Regions from separate parts of the Homo sapiens genome. Here region 1 is linked to region 2. A link is an interaction called in ENCODE POLR2A ChIA-PET data of the cell type or tissue named here. Cell type or tissue: CD4-positive, alpha-beta T cell. All regions are shown on one strand. Links, peaks and the distances in the headings refer to the core of each region. The heading gives the core; the rest is flanking DNA.

Region 1 (4,397 bases), core at 161-4,160, 150 kb after region 2:
ATGCAGGTTTGTTACATGGGTATATTGTATGATGCTGAGGTTTGGGGTACAATGGATGCCATCACCCAAATAGTGAGCATAGTACCCAATAGTTAGTTTTTCAACCCTTGCCCCACTTCCTTCCTCCTACCTCTAGTAGTCTCTATTGTCTATTGTTGCCATCTTTATATCCATAAGTAGCTAATGTGTAGCTCCCACTTACAAGTGAGAACATGTGGTATTTGCTTTTCTGTTCCTGCATTAATTTGCTTAGGATAACGTCAAATTTTCTAGTAGTTACGCTAAAACAAGAAAAGAAGGAACAGGCGAGATTAATTTCATAGTGTATTTTATTTAACTCAGTATGTCTAAGATATTATCATTTTGACATGTAACCAAGATAAAAATTATTATGGATATATCTATGTTTTGGTACAAAAGCTTCCAAATCTGGTGTTTATTTTATGCTTACAGCACATTGCAACTTGGACTAGCCATGTTTCACACACTCAATAGCCACACATGTCCTGTGGCCACCATATTGGCCTGTGCAGCTCTGGATCCTTGCTGCCTATGGTGGCCTGCTAACCAGTTGCATCTGCACCGGCAGGCCAGATCTACCAAGTCAGAAGCTGCATTTCAGCAAGATCCCCAGGCGATACGTGTACACATTAAGGTTTGAACAACACTGGGCTAACACTATCGGCTAAAAGCAAACTTGGAGCTTGTAGAAAGCAAGAAGGAGCTCTCCCCTCTCACCACTCATTCTTTGTGCCTCTTTTGAGACCCCTCCAGAGAGCTTCAAAAATGTAATGCCTAGACCCTACTCCTGAGATTCTGATTTAACTGGTTTAACGAGGGACCTTGGAAATAGGAATCGATTAAGACGTTCCACAGGTGATTCTGACACGTAGCCTGGTGGAGAATCACGGGCTAACCCAACACTAAACACTGTGGCCTCATTCAGCTGCCAAACACACCTGAACTACATCCTTTCAGGCTTTGGAGTAAGTCAGGTTGAGCAACACAGCTCAGTATAAGCAGCTAAATCTCTGTAAAATTGTTCAAATGGTCCCAGTTGTCTCACAAACTCCCAGAAATTAATGCCATATGTGAAAATCGTATCCCTTTGGGAAAATAAGACATTCTTAATGTGGCTGCTGCTGTCCATTACTGGCTGCAGTTTGCTAGCTCAAGTAATTCCCTTTTGGTTACCAAGATATAAGGAAAATATAGAATGTATATATTTATTAAATTATTAATTATCCTACTAAAAGTCCTCATGTTCAACATATTAATATTGTTGGTCATTTCCAGGAAATAGTTAAATTCCACAGACATTTATTGAGTCCCTACTGTGTTCCAGACCTAAAGGGGCTGCAAAGATGTTTCAATAAAACAGATCCTACCTTCAAGGACCTCACCACCTTGTGGGGACCCAGCAAGGGCCTGGGATTCAGGAGAGTCGAGTCTTATCTGTCCTTCAGTTTCTCAATCTGTAAAAACTCAAATAAAATAGAACATGTTTATTACCAGTACTTAGAGCATCTAAAGGATTTCAAGCATCATCACTTTTTAACATTATTGTTGGCATTTTTTAACCTTAAAAAGTAATCTCAATGTATACATTTTCTAAAGTCACTCATTTTCTTCTTGAAAAGAAAGCTTTCTGGATAAGGCATAAATATAACTTTAAGTCATTGTGGGTCCAACTTGATCATTTTCCCCCACTGTTTTGAAATACTATATATTTAATATAATAATGAAATGGTTAGGGACATGCAGTTTTAAATTATGCAAATCACAAATGCTGGAAAGGAAGACATTTTGGTACTCTATTTCTTTCCAGAATTCTTGTGTGTGGGTTGGGTGGGTGTGCACATGGGCACGTGTTTGCATTTTTTCTTGCCTGAAAAGGAACACGAAAAGGCAGAAGAGGAAAGAGAAGGGACAGTTAAAAAGACAGTGACCCTGTCTCAAAACAAACAAACAAAAAAAAACAGTGAGCGAGGCAGCGGGAGGTGTAAGCAGAGAAGAAGGAGAAAACATGGCTTTGAAAGGCTACCTTGAGGGAGAACACAGGACTGGTGAGAGGAGAAAAACCACGGTTGGAGGCCACCTGCCCCACCTGCTGGCAAGGACCTAAGTTTTCCCTGGAAGCGGACTGCGCTGCCCCTGCTGGAAATTGACAGGCCTTCTGCCCAAAGGAAAAAAAAGTCCCATTTTAAGAACAAATCAAGTTGACAACACATTGCCATTCTGTCTTACCGGGTTGAGTCTTAGTGTAGCCACTTTGAGGAGCCATTTAACAGGTATCAGGCTGCCTGCTCATAGCTGAAAAGCCTCCCCAACAGAACATATGGCTCAGAGCTGGCCCCTGCTCCCTTCACACAATTCCTCTCCACCTCGTCCCTCCCTCACCGTGTGTGCAGCCAGGTGACGGGGCTTGGCAGGTGCCTCTCTGGCTCTCACTTGCAATCCTCCATCATGGTACCCTCACATCCTTCTGGGCATGCAGGCAGCAGTTTGGCTCGTGAGATCGTAAATGTCAACCTGCCATCACCTGTCTTTCCTTGCTCATCACCCTGAGGGGCAGAGCTGACCCGAAGCAGACAGCAAGCACCATCGTGGGAGGCAAAATGGATACACCGAGCCAAAGGAGTGTGATTAAAAGGCCTAACTCCCTTCTCTCCCTATTGCTGGCATTGGCCCTGCTAAGCCCATCTCCCAGGAAGATTGCCTTTGTGATTGTGTGTCACCCAGAAAAGAATAATAGCACGTTTCTCCAAGTCCCTTCTTGTGAAAATATAACATGTCAGGAAAGAGGGGGAGAGATGGAGGGGCAGGAGAGAAACTTTGCAGCTGACACCAGCTGTAGCTGTTTCCCCATTTCTGGATGCCTGCATGGTTCTGCTAAATGGTGGGGGAGCAGCTGGGGCAGCCAGGGAGGGAGCTGAGGCCTGGCAGTGATTCAGACACACAGAGCTTGCTGAACCAGTGTGTTTTATAAGAAGGTGGCAGAAAAGGGAAGTGGAAAGGGAATGACTAATAAGGAAGTAATTTTGAAACAGAAACCTGTCTGGATTTGGAAGCCAGAGTGACAGCCCCAGGTGGGAGAAGGAGCAAGCCTGTTATTAGAATTGACGAACACATAAGTGCTGTATCACTCCCCAAGAGCCCTGCCTGTCTCCCTCTCAACTCTCGCACAAGTGGCCCTGTATCAGGAGTGAACCACACAGAAACAAAGTGCTTTAGACAGACGCAGGATTTACACTGCCAGAGCCTCAGCTGAAGAGGCCTGACCCATGTGGAAGGCCTGCAGATAAGAGAATGAGTGCAAAAATAGAAGGATCAAGAGATTAATTATAAAGCAAATATAGCAACAGAGCAGAAAATGCGGACAATTGAAGGGGAAAATCCATGCTATTCCACCTGCCTAATGATGGTATTTTCATTCTGTGAATGCTTTCCTAGCCTTGCCCACATATACACATTTTTACAAAATTTTCAGTGTACCCAGAATTTCATACTTGCTTTTTTCATTTGTCTTTACATCAGAAACATTTCTCCTGCTATTTCACACTGTTCTTATCACTGGTAATTGCTATAAAATATTTTACCTAATGGATATACCACAATTTACTGAAATATTTACTCTGTAAGTAGATTGCACTTTTAAAAAAAAGACGTATTTGAGGTATAATTGATATACAACAAACTGTACAAATTTAAAGTGTATAATTTGATAAGCTTGACATGAGTCAGCCTGTAAAACCATCACTACAATTAAAATAAAAACATATCCCTCACCCCTCCACCAAATTTCCTGCAACCCCTTTGCAACCTCTCTCTCTTCTCTGGGTCATTTCTACTTGTTAGGTTTTTATTTTGGTGGTCTTCCATGCCTCCTTGTATTCATACACTTGTGTAGTCTCCTCTCCCTTGAATCTGGGCTGCCTTGTGATCTATTTTAAATAATGGAATGTGGTGAAAGTGATGCTATGCTAGTTTCAGGCTTAAGCCTTAGAAAAGACTAGCAGTTTATGTGTTTGCACTCTTGAAATGTTTCATCTTGGAATTTAGCTGTCATGCTGGGAGGAAGCTCAAGCAACGACATAGAAAGGACCCCTGGAAGAAAACCAAGACCCCTGGCTGAGAGCCCTAGCTGAGCTCCCAGGCAGCAGCCAGCAGCCACAGCCAGCCATTTGGACATTTCAAGCATACTAGTGCTCCAGCCCACACCACATGAAGAGAACTGCCCAGTCAACCCACAGAGTCCTGAGAAATTATAAATCATCATAGTCTAAGCCACTAAGTTTCTTGAAGTGGTTTGTTACACAATTATGAGTAAGCAAAATAGGCTGAGAACACAAGCGATTTTTGTTAGGATGGAGAGACCCATTCTTGGAGAGTCCCAT
Region 2 (4,397 bases), core at 97-4,096:
CACTGAAACTTGTGCTAAACTTGATCCCCAATGTATCAGTACGAAGAGGTAGGGCCTTTAAGTGGTGATTGGGTCATGAAGGCTATCTATGTCCCCATAAATGGATTAATCTATGCATGGATTAATGGTTATTATCAAGGGACTGGGTTAGTTACCACAAATGGGTCTGTTATAAAAGCTAGTTTGGTTCTCCCTTGTGAACTCCCTCACCAAATGATGCACTGTGCTGCCTCTGGACTCTGCAGCACTGGCAATAGAATGGACAACTAGAACTTGTCCCAGCTGGGTCAGTGCTGCTCTCTAAATCTTTAAGTTTTGTTCTTCTGTACTTGCTTTCCCTATTTTCATTGCTTTAGTTCTGCCCTTCATCATCTTGCCTGAATTAGTATAAATTTTCTAACAGGTCTCTCTGCCTCCAGTATCATACCTCTCTAATCTTAAGTATAAATGTGATTATCTTTTTCCTGTTTGAAATCCTTCAATTACAGTTTCAGACACAAATCTCTTCATGATTTATCACCTGTTTACCTCTTCAGACATAGCAACTTTTTTTTTTTGGAGACAGAGTCTCATTCTATTGCCCAGGTTAGAGTGCAGTGGCACAATCTCAGCTCACTGCAACCTCCGCCTCCTGTGCTCATGCCTCAGCCTTCCAAGTACCTGGGACTACAGGCGCACACTACCATGCCCAGCTAATTTTTCTATTTTTAGTAGAGATGGGGTTTCATCATGTTGGCCAGGCTGGTCTCAAACTCCTGGCCTCAGGTGGTGATCCACCCTGCCTCGGTCTCCCAAAGTGCTAGGATTACAGGCGTGAGCCACCGTGCCTGGCCAACTTTTTTTTTTTTTTTTTTTTTTTTTTTTTTTTTTTTGAGACAAGAGTCTCGCTCTGTTGCCAGGTTGGAGTACAGTGGCACAATCTCAGTTCACTGCAACCTCTGCCTCCTGGGTTCAAGCAATTCTCCTGCCTCGGCCTCCTGAGTAGCTGGAACTACAGGCGCGCACCACGCCCAGCTAATTTTTGTATTTTTAGTAGAGACAGGGTTTCACTGTGTCGGCCAGGATGGTCTCAATCTCTTGATCTCGTGATCCGCCCGCCTCCACCTCCCAAAGCATAGCAACTCTTTAAGAGTGTCTCGCTTTCCTCCTATGTTTGTATGTGCTAAGCTTTTTGCCTTGGGAATACTCTTCCCAAACTTTCCACTTTGTATGTTCCACATCCCCTAGAGCTATGATCTATTTGTTCTTCAATACTTAAGTTTAATCACTCTCTTGCCTAGTCTGAATAACTTTCCTTTGTACCTCTACAACACCTTGTACATATGTCTATCAGAGCTTTTATTGTTCTCTATTACATGCTTGCTTGCTTTACTCACTAAAAATTCAGTTCGTAGAGATCAGCTGTCTCATATCTACATTCTTGGTCCATACAATCTACAGAGTCAAGTAGTGCTTTATACTTGCTGATATAGTAAAGTCACTGGCTTTTAGTGAGAGTGGAAATCAGCACCCATAATGTTCTCTGTTATACCTAGGTTTCTTTAAACATTTCAGTTAAGGTCTTAGATATTACTACTACACCTCATGACTGGAGCGAATACTAAAATTATTCATAAATGGGCACAAATATGTTTACTGTTTATACTAGCCACTAACATTATTAAGTGCTTACTATGTGTCTGGTGCTTACATACATGTACTCTTCTAATTAATCCTCACACCAACCCTGATGTAGGCAGTATTATCTCCTTTTACAAACAAAGTTGGTGGGGGGGGGAGGGGTGGAGGCCTCTATCTTGCCCAGTGTCCCTAAGACTGTTTCCAGAATTCATGTTCTTACACTAGGAAACTCAATACCTTTTACATCATGAAAATTGTGCTTCAAAAGATTTTTTACTTTTTTTCAAAACACAATGAAATGTTACTAAATACAAGCTAAATGTTAAAAGTTATTGATTATACACTAGCAGATCATCCCTCCCCAAAACTTTTTTTTTTTTTTTTTTTTGCTTGTCCCACTGAGTTTTATTGTAGGGATACACACAAAGGATGTGCCCTCAATTCCATAGTTTCTTGATGGACATGTTTTTCCTCACTGTCCTTTGGCATGAGATAGGACTTTGGACTACCTCAAAGTCCTTCTGAGTGACATGGACTCGCTACTCAGGGCATACATGCCGGTTTCTGTGCACATGCCCTTCACTTCAGCCTGATGCTCCTGGCATAAGCTCAGCAATTTTTCTCAGGTTGATCCCCTGGGTCAGGTTCATTTCTGAGAATGAATCTTCAAAGTGACCAGCCAGGCCTACTCATTGCAGGTTGGGAATTCAATTTTTCTGTCAATGTGCCCTGGGCAAAGCAGTGCCGAGTCCAGGATATCAATCGTATTAGCAGCCGTGATAAACCGTGATACTCTTGGTGGCCTCAAAGCCACCCTCGAAGCATCATCTGCTGCACTTCACTGTTCCCTCCAGCATCCCCCTCCAGCTCTGAGGAGCCAAAAGAGTCAATTTCATCCATGAAGATGACAGATGAGCATTTTCTCTGCCATCACAGAAATTCCCCAATGAATTTCTGTACCAATTCAGAGCCAGAGACATGAATAAAGGTACACAGTCCCTATGATGAGCCAGAGCCCAGGCCAACAGTCTCTTCCAAGCAGCATTCCCTTGGGCTGTGCAATGCCCAGTGCTTTGAAGAGCTCGGGATGCTTAGCAGGCAGGTCGATCACTTCTTTGATCTTCTTGATCTGCCTATCCAGTCTACCAATCATTTCATAAGCTGAATCTGGTACTTTCTTCACCATCATCAGTGACACCAATGAGTCCACCTTGTTGGGTAGGATCTTGTGCAAAGTGTAGCTGTCATTTCTTAGAACCACCAAGGAACTGGGTGTCACATCACTGATGCTGATATTTTTGTCCACATCTATGACAAACTTGTCCTTGAGATGCACCTTGACCAACACTTTCTTCTTACCCATGGCCTGGACTACTTCCCTGACACAGGAGTCCTATTCCTGCAGCAGCTGTAGCTCCTCCTGTAATAGGCACACTTTAACATTTAGTTCATTCCCGTGCACCTGCCGCCTCCAGAGGTTTTGGGTCTTATCATTCAAAATCAGCTGCAAATGCACCTGGAGTTCAGAACTGTTCCTTGTGGCTTTCCCCCATCCAATTTATATTGCAGTTGACCCTGGAGTTCTTCAATCTTGGACAGATAATACTGGCAGAGTCCACTGCCTGCCTTTTCCTCCTCCAGCTCCATCTGCTGTGGTCCGTCAAGCGCCATCTTGTCTTTTCAGCAGAGAACGCTGGCATCTGCTTCCCTCCCCAAAACTTAACAGCTGTCCAATCATATTTAAATTACAATATTTACATATAGGTTTTACATCAGAAATGTCAAAGTACATCTTTTACTAACGGTTAATGTAACAAAGAAAGACTTCTTTACCCATTACTAATACAAGCATTATTACTTAATATAGAATTTTCATTAATAATCTTAAATTCAATTTTGTGGGAATGGATATACAAAAATAAAGAAGCCATAACATTAATTCATGGTATTTTTCAGCATTCAGTTATTTCTTAGTTTTATTGCAATTCATTGTCAACTTCTAGATAGAAGGGAGAATATGACAAATTTCCTTGAAAGCACTCTTCTCTTATTTTCTACTTCTAAATAGTGGGATAATTTAGCAAGATCATTTGGGAGTTTTATTTATTAAAATATGAATAATGAGTTTTTCCATTTCAGTTTAGAATATACTAATACAAGTTTTTCCTAATACGTTTTCTCTGTCTTGTGATTGATGCTTTTGATATCTTATTTAACAGGAAAATACCTAAGAGAGAAAATTAAGGTGTTACAAAAAGAGTTGTGGAAACCATGAATAAAGCAATAGAGCCACGATTTTCAATGAAACTCACATAAACAGTTATTATAAAGAAAGAAAATGTAATAGGCTAGTGTAATAAACAACAGTATCACCAGATTCCAAAATCTCTTTTGACTCTGTAAGGGTCTGCTAACTGTATTATATGCACCTAGGTACTCAAAATGCTACTAATAATCAAACCGTTTGAAATTTTGGTACCAGAATTACCAGTAACAGGATATCAGCAGAACTTAAGTTTATCAAACATAAATCATTAGTACCTACCAATTTCAATCTACTAAGTCAGAAAAGGAAGGCATGAGAATTTAGTAATAGGAGAACTTTGTCATTTCCAGTGCCAAGACTAGGGGTCCTGACAGGTACCTCACTGTACAGGTCAGAGCTAAGAAACACAATGTTGGTTCATGTACAACACTGGTTCATAGAAAACACAATTTTATCACTTAAAACTTTTCATTTATTTCTGGGATGTTTGTTTATGCCATGCTGTTCTTTG

Evidence for each region. ChIA-PET counts read pairs that join two places held together with the same protein. Peaks named below come from ENCODE experiments on the same cell type or tissue, not always from the same donor. Only the 100,000 strongest peaks of a DNase experiment are listed, where the experiment ranks them.
Region 1: POLR2A ChIA-PET joins it to region 2 with 6 read pairs; 3 of 35 experiments call an interaction of 5 or more read pairs at or near these places.

What each region holds. Positions count from the first base shown.
Region 1 is chr7:30,224,737-30,229,133 of GRCh38, reverse strand. LOC124901607 (a long non-coding RNA gene) reads right to left here. Exons shown (of 3, transcript XR_007060274.1): 2 at 1,389-1,484. Among named protein-coding and RNA genes, the nearest start is that of ZNRF2, 58 kb to the left of the region's middle. In CD4-positive, alpha-beta T cell, for the core only: no CTCF peak of the experiment used is centred there; DNase peaks (open chromatin) are centred at 2,113 and 2,943.
Region 2 is chr7:30,370,404-30,374,800 of GRCh38, reverse strand. It overlaps the pseudogene DKFZP586I1420. Among named protein-coding and RNA genes, the nearest start is that of LINC01176, 18 kb to the left of the region's middle. In CD4-positive, alpha-beta T cell, for the core only: no CTCF peak of the experiment used is centred there; no DNase peak of the experiment used is centred there.